Linked DNA regions of Homo sapiens: region 2 is linked to region 1. Evidence: chromatin loops called from intact Hi-C (ENCODE). Cell type or tissue: Caco-2. All regions are shown on one strand. Each heading gives the region's core, and the rest is flanking DNA. Links, peaks and the distances in the headings are about the cores only. Region 1 overlaps LOC105377343 (a long non-coding RNA gene). Region 2 has its middle 26 kb from the start of TSPAN5-DT.

Evidence for each region. A loop is a pair of places that touch in the nucleus more often than their neighbours do. Peaks named below come from ENCODE experiments on the same cell type or tissue, not always from the same donor. Only the 100,000 strongest peaks of a DNase experiment are listed, where the experiment ranks them.
Region 2: a loop joins it to region 1, with 2.8 times the contacts of the local background. A loop is called at or near these places in 1 of 110 quality-filtered maps.

Annotation. Positions count from the first base shown.
Region 1 is chr4:98,815,142-98,820,530 of GRCh38, reverse strand. The region is part of intron 2 of LOC105377343 (a long non-coding RNA gene); the gene reads left to right. Among named protein-coding and RNA genes, the nearest start is that of EIF4E, 110 kb to the left of the region's middle. In Caco-2, for the core only: no CTCF peak of the experiment used is centred there; DNase peaks (open chromatin) are centred at 2,190 and 3,550.
Region 2 is chr4:98,682,582-98,687,970 of GRCh38, reverse strand. No RefSeq gene overlaps it. Among named protein-coding and RNA genes, the nearest start is that of TSPAN5-DT, 26 kb to the right of the region's middle. RefSeq lists cis regulatory regions at 699-1,125, 4,860-5,315. In Caco-2, for the core only: no CTCF peak of the experiment used is centred there; DNase peaks (open chromatin) are centred at 2,190 and 5,060.

The sequences.
Region 1 (5,389 bases), core at 290-5,289:
CTTAACTTGTTTGTCATTTCCTTGGGTTTCATTGCCTTCTCTAGTTGGTTAGAGGTCATTCAACAGGCTTTGACAAGGTCCATTTTGTATGCTGGAGGTGTCTATACCAAATTACCTGTCAGGCTCCTCTCGTCTATGACAGTTTCTTAGACCTTCCTTGTTTTTGGTGACCTCCATGGTTTTGGGGAGCACAGGTCAGGTATTTTGCAGAATGTTCTTCTTTTGGGATTTTCTGATGTTTTTCTCATGATTAGATTGAGGTTGTGAGTTTGGGGAGGAAACCCATAAAAAGTGCCATTTTCGTCATATACTATTGACATGGCCTATCATTGATATTGACCTGAATCATCTAGCTGAGGCAGTATTTGTCCAGTTTCTTCCACAACCCCTTTCCATATCGTACTCTTTGCAAGGAAGTTACTATGCACAGCTTGCCTCTAAGGTCTAAGGAGTTATGACCTGCCTTTTGAGGGCAGAATCTCTACATAAATTATTTGAAATTTGTCTTAGTCTATTTTCTGCTGTTATAACAGAATACAATAGACTGAATATTTTATAAAGAACAGAGATTTATTTCTTACAGTGCTCGAGACTGGGAAATCCAAGATCAAGAGGCACATCTGGTCAGGGTCTTCTTAATGTGTCATCCCATGGTGAAAGGTAATAAAACAAGAGAGCACGAGGAAGCAGTCCAGACTAACCCTTTTATTAGGAACCCACTCCTGTGATAACTAACCCACTTCCACAATAACTATCTTACTCCCATGTAATGGCACTCATCCATTCATGAAGGCAGAGCCCTCATGACCTAATCACATCTTAAAGGCTCTACCTCTCAACACTGTTGCACTGGGGATTAAGTATCCAACACATAAACTTCGGGATGCATTCAAACCATGGCAGAATTCTTCTGCATGTGAGATTTGTCTCTTTTCCCTCATTTCTTTATTTATATCCATATGGACAAATGAATATTTATTTTATATTTTGGTTTATAATTGAGTACTACTTTATTTGTCTTGTTGCTCAAATTATTCCAGCTTTTGTCATTGGGAGTCCTTTCAGTTGGCTCCTGTGTTCTTGGTATCTCCATCATTATGTGTGTGTGCTTGTCAGGGAGGTGTTTGAGTACTTTCTTACTTTGTGGAGCTACAAAATGTTCTATGCTTATCTTGTATATTCTTGCATTAGTCCTAGAATCAGCCATTTCTCCAGGAGCCCTTTCCTTTAACTGATACCATTGCAGAATGGTATTAGAAACCAAGATTTGGGTTCCAGGGTTATTTTTATTTTATTGCTGAACTGTAAGACTTCTTTATTCAAGACACAAGTCCTTCATCATAGATATGATTTAAAAGTATTTTCTTCCATTCTTTGTGTGGCCTTAAGCACAAAAGTTTCATATTTTGATGAAGTCCAACTATCTATTTTTTTCTTTTGTCACTTGTGCTTTTGGTATCATAGCTAAGAGATCATTGCCTAATTAAAGGTGACAAAGATTTATGTCTATGATTTCTTCTAAGTGTTTTATAGCTTTAGCTTTTACATTTAGGTCTCTGATCCATTTTGTGTTAGTTTTTGCACGATGTGAGGTAATGGTCCAACTTCATTCTTTTGCATATGGATGTCCAGTTGTCCCAGCACCATCTATTGAAAAGACTATTATTTCCCCATTGAATTGTCTTTATAAGCTTGTCAAAAATGTAAGGGTTTATTTCTGGATTTTCAATTCTATTCCATTGATCTATATGTCTATCTTTAAGCCAGCACCTCACTGTCTTGATTACCATGGTTTTGTTGTGGCTTGATTCTTGCAATAATAAAATTAACATGCTGGGTTTTTTTTCTTGAAAGTGAAAGCAAATTTATTAAGAAAGTAAAGGAATAAAAGGATGGCTATTCCATAGGCAGAGCAGCCCTGGAGGGTGCTGGTTGCCCATTTTTATGGTTATTTCTTGATGATATGCTAAAAAAAAAGGGGGTGGGTTATTCATGCCTCCCCTTCTTAGACCATATAGGGTGACTTCCTGATGTTGCCATGGCATTTGTAAACTGTCATGGTGCTGGTGGGAGTGTAGCAGGGAGGATGACCAGAGGTCACTCTCTTGGTTTTGGTGGGTTTTAGCCAGCTTCTTTACTGCAACCTGTTTTATCAGCAAGGTCTTTATGACCTGATAAGCTGTATCTTGTGCTGACCTCCTATCTCATCTGGTGACTTAAAATACCTAACCATCTGGGAATGCAGCCCAGCAGGTCGCAGCCTTATTTTACCCAGCCCCTATTCAAAATGGGGTTGTTCTGGTTCAAACACCTCTGACATTTCCCCCTTCCCTTTTATAAGAGAATCCTTAATCTTAAGGGTTGTAAAGGGATAAAGATCCATATTCTGTAACTTCTTCAGGCTGAACAGGGGCAATGATATTCCTGCCTCTTGTATTCAGGGTAGAGTGGAACTCAGTCAGAAAGCATCAGTGTGGTGAGGGCAATTCGTAACTCTGAGTTCTCATAAAAGGTGATATCTGGAAGATTAGTAAGTGTTCAATTTAAGAAAACATTAAGTAAGCTTATCCTGCATTCCTACACAAAGAGTACAACAACAATATATTCCACAACAGTAAAGGAAAATTATCCCAAATAAACTAAATAGGTAGGCTTTTCATGAACTGGGCAACTGCTGGAACCAAGCTAATATGAGGTTGCTAGCTGATTCCAGTATCTGCCCAGAATTAGAATACTGATCTGAATTTTTACATTACCCATTCCTCTTGTTTTTTCTGAGCTGCAGTTAGAGATCACTGGTTGGTGTGCAGGAATAAGCAGAGTTAGTTAGTCTAAATTATAGACAAAAGCGTAAAACGTAAAAACAACCGATGAGACCAGAATTTAATAACAAGTGTACCATAGTTTTTGAAATATAATTTTTCTATCTCCAGTTTCCCATTTTTACTAATGAGAAATCATGGTAAGACTGATTTGCATTATTATACTTGGCCTGATTATTTGTATAAAGTTCAGCAAGAATGATTATTTTTCACATAAGCTCTTTTTATTTTATTAATTAATTAATTAATTTGAGGCAGAGTCTCACTCTGTCAGCCAGGCTGGAGTGCAGTGGCACAATCTTGGCTCACTGCAACCTCCACCTCCCAGGTTTAAGCAATTCTCCTGCCTCAGCCTCCTGAGTGGCTGAGACTACAGGCATAAGCCACCACACTCAGCTAATTTTTGTATTTTTAGCAGAGAGAGGGTTTTGCCATATTGGCCAGGCTGGTCTCAAACTCCTGACTGCAAGTGATCCACCCACCTCGGCCTCCCAAAGTGCTGGGATTACAGGTGTGAGCCACTGTGCCTGGCCACATAAGCTGTTTTTAAATTGTCTTTGATGGAACTCTGTTCCATAAGGAATCTCAGATAAGATTTTTAAAAAAAATCTGAGCCCAGCCATGGCTTTGTATACTCAAATACCTATGAGTTGGGTAAATTCCTCTCCTCTTGATGTCCCAAGATAACTTAAGCCTCCTGGGTTTGTCACAAAGTGACATTCTTCACTCACCACAGGTCAGGAACCTACACAGGGACTGTGTAGACAAGGTATGAGGCCAGTTTTCCCAAGGGGCTTTTCTTGGCTCTGTAAGTTGAGTTTGATTCCTTAAAGGAAAGCACACCATTCCAGTCAAATCCTTGGTAAAATAACCCGTTTCTCCAATTGTGTCCTGTTACAAATGAAAACAGATTCTTATTGTGCTTATACAAATAACTATATTGCCATAAGTTAAGAAAACAAATAGTTTCCATATTCTGGAGAAATCAAGTAGAGAAAAACATGTATGCTCCAAAGTTTGTTCATAGGCATATACATTACTCAATTGGTAAAAGCTGTCAATAACTCAAAAGAAAAGTTTCCTTGACTCTGAAAAACAAAAACAAAGGATTAGCAATGTTTTAAGCAAAAAGTCAAAAAGATTACTTCAGACTTCTATTAGTTTAGTCCATGCAGTTAACTCCTGTTCTGCTTGATATTCATGAACATTTCAGCTCTCCATGAGTGTCCTGAAAGTTTTTTCCTCTATTCTAATTTAATAATCTCCAAAGTTATCAGAAACCTGCATTTAAGAATGCCTGTTAGAGTTCTATAGTTGATTATAAAACCACCTTCTAAAGAGGATCAAAACAAGATGATTGTCTGTGGATGAAAAAAATGCCTTAGGGCAGCCTCTATTAAAGCCACAATTGACTAGGAATTTTGTTAATTCTGTGGCATACATCAATGTAATGTAACAATTATAACTATTAATAGCATACACTAAGTAATATCAGAATTATAAGAGTTTCCCATAATTTTGGAACACGTACCAATAACACATTTATACGAATAAAGCCCAAAGAAAGCCAAGCACCATTTCATATTTGAGAATGCTTCCTGTATGATTTTTATACCAAATAAGCCAAATTTCATCATTGCATTAGTGCATTATTGATGTTAAACCCAATTCTTAATAAAACCTTATAGACAAATGTATTGTATCTTAATCAGTTTGACCATAAGGTAAGATTCTCATAAACCTTTTGTAACCCTTTACAATTTTTGTAAAAGAGCAGATCAGTAGTCTAAGAAAAACCTGTTGTGCTTTTATTTTAATGTTCAGTTTATGGAAAAATTGAACAATACCTATTTAACTTTAGCCAATATGTTCACACACAGAATCTCTTTTACAAGATTAATTTTTCACAAACACTTAAACTTTTAGCTTTATCCTATTTATGTTATTATTTATTTATTTATTTGAGACAGAGTTTCGCTCTGTCGCCCAGGCTGGAGTGCAGTGGTGTGATCTTGGCTCACTGCAACCTCTGCCTCCTGGGTTCAAGTGATTCTCCTGCCTCAGCCTCCTGAGTAGCTGGGATTACAGGCATGCACCACCACCCTCAGCTAATTTTTATATTTTTAGTAGAGATGAGGTTTTACCATGTTGGTCAGGCTGGTCCTGAACTCCTGACCTCGTGATCTGCCTGCCTCAGCCTCCCAAAGTGCTAGCATTACCGGCATGAGCCACTGTGCCTGGGCCGGCTTTATCCTATTTAAGTTAAAATAATCCTTTAACTCTTTAGGCAAACAAACAAACAAACAAACAAACACAGAAACACATTCCCATGACTTCCTACAATCTTTTACCAAAAACACATTTCACTTTTCTTACATGCCTTGCATGTAGAACTGTTTCTATTTCCCAAAGATTACTTAAGTCACATGAATTAAAGGCATTGCAGTTTTTACTTTTCTGAGAAAATATTTGATTTAAGCACTTATTTTTATTTTTTTATTTTTTTGAGACAGAGTCTCGCTCTGTTGCCTAGGCTGGAGTGCAGTGGTGGGATCTTGGCTCACTGC
Region 2 (5,389 bases), core at 229-5,228, 130 kb after region 1:
TTATTCAAAATATCCACAATAGTCCCAAAGTGAAAACAACCCAAATGTCCTTCAGCTGCTGAATGGATAAGCAAAATGTGGCATAGCCACACAATAGAATATTATTCAGCTATAAAAAGAAATGAAGTACCGATAGACACTGCAGCATGGATGGACCTTGAAAACACGATGCTAAGTGCAATAAGTCACAAAAGTCGCATTTTCATTTATAGAAAATGTCCAGAATAGGAAAATCTATAGATACAGAAAGTAGATTAGTGGTTGCATGGGCTGGGCGATGAACAGGAGAATGGATGAGAGTCAGAGCTCAAGGGTACAAGGTTGCTTTCTGAGCTGAAGGAAACGTTCTAAAATTGTGGTGATGATTGTACATATCTGGGAATATGCTAAAAACCACTAAATTGCATACTTTAAATGGGTGACTCTTCAGGCACGTGAACAGCTCAATGAAGCTGTTGAAGCAAGCACACAAGCACCCCGTCCTTCCTAGCTAGGTAGTAGAGCCCGCTAGCACAGGTGGGTGTGGGGTTTGGCTCCTGATGCCAAAGCACAGCCCTGCTCTTCCAGGGAAGGTTCTTTGGTCTTTGCCTTCTTTTCTTTCTATTCATTTTTTTCTTCATCCTCAATAAACATCAGGAATACTTAGGTGTTATATTTTTTCCTTCTTTTTAAATCTTTATTTACTAGCCTCTGGTAATGTATTAGAGGTGCAATATCTTTAATTTTGTTTGGAATTGTGATGCTTTACCCTCTATACCATACCTAAGACCTTCATTTTCAAATGTTTACCACTGTTTTTAACCATCCCCATGTATCATTTCAGCCTTTTCCCCAGGACTTTAAGCTTGCCAGTTCTGCATTAATCTATGAGACTCAGCTTCGTGGAGTAGCTGATAACTCATGAGCCAGCCTTGATCCCATTAACTCTTCTCTCCAGGGGCCCAGGAATGGGACTGAGGTTAGACATTACTGATATGATTATCTCAACTGAACCAGTGACAGCAAACATTTTAGATGCCAGAAGAGCTGTTGGGTGAAAATTAATATTGGTGTTTATACACAGACATGGTCTGAGAGTTGCAAATAAAAAGAAAAATTAAAATTTACAAAACCACACAATTATTTGGCCACACAATCCTGTTCCCCCTTTTAATACAATAAAATTAAAAATTTTCCAACTGGCTTATTCAGCAACTTGGCAAGTCATTGCAAGTTAGAGAATTTCAAATGTCATACACGTTAGGTTTTTTAAATGTATCTTATTTGTGGACGCAAATTTACCTTTCTACAAAAGTAACACATAGCTTAATATTAAATTGTTTGCATTATATAAACACACATGAGATTGGTGGTGGAAAGTCAGCCAAGAGTAAATGAGGAGTTCATGGGAAAATCTGCTTACTTCAAAAATGTGCTGGAGCTAATTTGCAAAGAGAAGAACCCACATGTGGATTATTGAGGGTTAGCTGTGTAATCCCCAAAGAGCAAAACACTGGTTACTGATTCCTATTGAGAGAGAGAGAGAGATTTACTGCCTGTTTCTGTGCTTGAGGCATTTTACATATATTATCCCAAATATTTACGATACACTTACAAGGTAGACATTATTAGCCTCATTTTCTAGATGAGGAAACTGAGGTCCAGAGAAGCTAAGTGGCCCAAAGCCATAGAGATATAATAGATGGAGCCAAGACTTGATAGACTTGGACTTATCCGCCACACAACATTGTACCTTTTGTTCATTCATTCATCTATTCATTCATTATTGTAGTATACAAACAACTGCCTTGATTGTGCAACAGCATCTGTGTATCATAATTAGCAAAACAAAGAAAGAACAGGATAGTGGTTAATGTCTTGATTGTAAATAGTTTTAATGGAAAAGCATAAAAAGGATAGGATTACTTAGCAGAGAGTAACATCTACATAAAAACATAATTTTAAAAATCAAACATCTCCAGTCAATAGCGGACAGTCTGCCAGAAGATCTGTTAGGTCTTGAAGTCAATTGCAGCAGTGGCATCTGTCTCTTTGTGCACGCTGAGCTGCTTTAGATGTTAGTCTAAGAAAGAGTGATTTTTTTCTTTGATATGTAAAGTTCAAAGAAGCTTTGTTATACAACAAGTTGAATAATAGCATGCAGGTGAAAAGAATTCTGGGTTGACTGGTAAACTGTGGCCCCCACCCAAATTGCAAATATTTGCGCAAAATCAGGAAAGCACAAAATGGCAAAGGAGCAATGAAAGGAAATGAGCCTCTCAGGAATCTGGAAATGGACTTTGATGCCCTTTGATTTTATTGTGGAATCAGCAGTTTAAATCAGGCCAAGACAAATAATAACAAAAATAGTAGTATTTTATCTCTTGATTGTGTGTTCAGGCTAGATAGTCACTCAACTCATGCAAAACAGAACACTCGAAGTTCTTAAGAGGAGCGATTTTACCAATAATCTTCATTATTATTATTAATTTTAAGGAGAGGAGCCATTCTCACCCCCCTCATTCTCACATTACCATGTTGGAAAACCTCTCCGGAAGGCTACACATTGGCAATATTCCAAAAATGTCCCTTGCAGTAGAGTAGGAAGGAGCCGGGAAGGCTGCTGACCACTGTGCCTCCCCCAATTCTGTTTTAGGCTAGGGAAATGTGGTAGACAGTATAATGGCCCTTCAAAGATGTCCACATTTCAATCTCTAGAACCCATGAATATGCTACCTCACGTGGCAAAAGGGACTTTGCAGAAGTGATTAAGGACCTTGAGATGGAGAGATTATCTTGGATTAGCCTGGCAGGCCCAATCTAATCACGAGTCCTGAAAAGTGAAGAACCTTTCCCAGCTGTGGTTAGAAAAAGTTGTGACAATGGAAGAAGGGTCAGAGTGATCCTATGTTGCTGACGTGAAGATGGAGAGTAAGGGCCATGAGTGTGGGCATCCTTCAGAAGCCAGGAAAGGCAAGGAAAGGAATTCCCTGCCTAGAGCCTCCAGAAAGGAGTGCAGCCCTGCTGACAGCTCGATTTTAGCCCAGCCAGATCGATGTTCGACTTCCGGTATAAGAACTATAAAACAATATATTTGTGTTGTTTAAAGCCACCAAGTTTATAGTAATTTCTTACAACAGCAACAGAAAACTAATACAGGAGAGACCAAGTCAAGGCAGTTAAAGAGCCTGAGGCTTTTCATCAGCATGTCCTTTCTCCCTGCTGCTCCATGTTAAACCAGGCGATGGGTACGTCGTGGTTAGGGAGGACACCTAAGTAATTTTTGACCAAAATCAAAGCCTGTTAAATTCCTTGTTACTTTTACTGATCTGTTAGATTGTGATTTTGTTTTTATATTCACTAAAGGATATGAATTGTATATTAATGTCTTTGATATCATTTCTTTGCCTTTCCTCTATCTGAAGACCTACATTTAATTATTAATCAAAAGAGCACCACCTCTTTTACTATAAAGAAATCTACCCTATAGCCAAGGGCGATTTTTACCTTAACACTGGTGGCTTCAGTTGGACCAAACAATGTAAAACCAAACAGTATTCGCTAGGCCCACAAACTAATATTATCATTATTATCACTATGACAAATAACAAAACTTGGGCATATTCAAATATATTTATCACTATTTCTCAAAACAACCCTTGTGCACATTCTATTTATAAACAAATTAATTAAAAGCATTTGGTCTTAGGCCCACATATGAATAAGGTATAAAGTAATAACTCAAATTAACTTTCAAAGGGTAGGTCCTCAATCACAGACCTTTCTGGATTTAACAAAACCAGGTCATCTGACTCTCTTTGTTACATAAGCCAGGCTAACATCTCCTCTTTGAAGATTATCTTCTATCCTTTTATGTCAGAAGTGGAAGAGTCAGAAAAAAATGCTTGTATTTTACACTCACAACTTATTTCCATCCATATTACCACTTTCCAACTCTTATAACCATTCCTCTCTCATTTACTCACTCTCTTTCCCACTCATCACAGCCTCCCCTTACCCCAGAGGGATGGTCTAAATTTCATTCCCTATTGCCAAAGCCTAAATGATAAAAAATTAAATATATAAAGAACTTACCTGGCTGGGCACAGTGGCTCACACCTGTAATCCCAACACTTTGGGAGGCCGAGGCAGGTGGATCACCTGAGCTCAGGAGGTCGAGACCAACCTGGCCAACATGGTGAAACCCCATCTTTACTAAAAATACAAAAAATTAGCCAGGCATGGTGTTGGGCACATATAATCCCAGCTACTCAGGAGGCTGAGGCAGGAGAATCGCTTGAACCCGGGAGGTTGGGGTTGCAGTGAGCTGAGACTGCGCCATTGCACTCCAGCCTGGGTAACAAGAGCAAAACTCCTTCTCAAAAAAAACACAAACAAACTGTGACAAAGCTTCAGATCATTCATTTAGCATTGTGAAAGGCAGGTTACTCTGACGTATGAATGAAGGTTAAGCTTCAGGCCGCTCTCATGGTGGGTCGTGTCATGCCTGGGCTCCTTACAAGGTCCTAGGAAGTATCCTGACACATGCATTCACATACTTGTAGATTTTTGTAAAATTTGCAAAAGTAAATATTTTTATCTTTTCTTTCTTTTTTTTTCTTTTTCGTTCTTTTTTTTTTTTTTAAGAAATAAGGTTTTGCTCTGTGGCCCATGCTGGAGTGCAGTGCCATGGTCATAGCTCACTGCAGCCTTAAACACCTTGCTCTGCCTCCCAAGTCACTTGGATTATAGGCTTGAGCCACTGCACCTGGCTCAAAAGTAAAATATTTTTATTGCAATTGGTTATGACCCTTGTCTCTTTCCACTTTGACTTCCCATCTATTACATTGCAGTCAGGTGGTATTACTGGGGACGTAAGTGTTTTGGGGAGCTGGCTAAGAGGAAGTTGAATTGGGGAATATATTAAATAAATTGTGGTTTTAGCAGGATATATTTATGAGGGTCAAGTGACTTCCTTACATAGTTAAGCTATTACTGGCTGATCTGGCATAGAAATGGCTTCTGGATTCTCCTCCTGCCCTTGAGCCAACATTACCAGGCATGATGTTGAAAGGACTAGGGCCAGAGGCCATATCAGGATAAGAACCTGCCCTGTAGTAGGAGTATGTGGGGAGAGAGATAAGCAAGGTCTGCAATGTGCAGAGCCAGAAGCAATTCTGTGGAAAATTCCTTCGAACATCAGACATGTAAACTTGTAAACAAAGAATTCAATTCTCATCAATGCCCCATCAAGACAGAAATTCTCTCCTGTTTAGGAATGTACATTATACATAATTATAAACCCAAAATACATTTTCATGAAAATCATCTAAAGTAGATTTTATCAGAATTCTTGGGTTTCTGATGCATAATCCTGTAGCAGTGAACACATCTATGTGTGAGGTTGCAT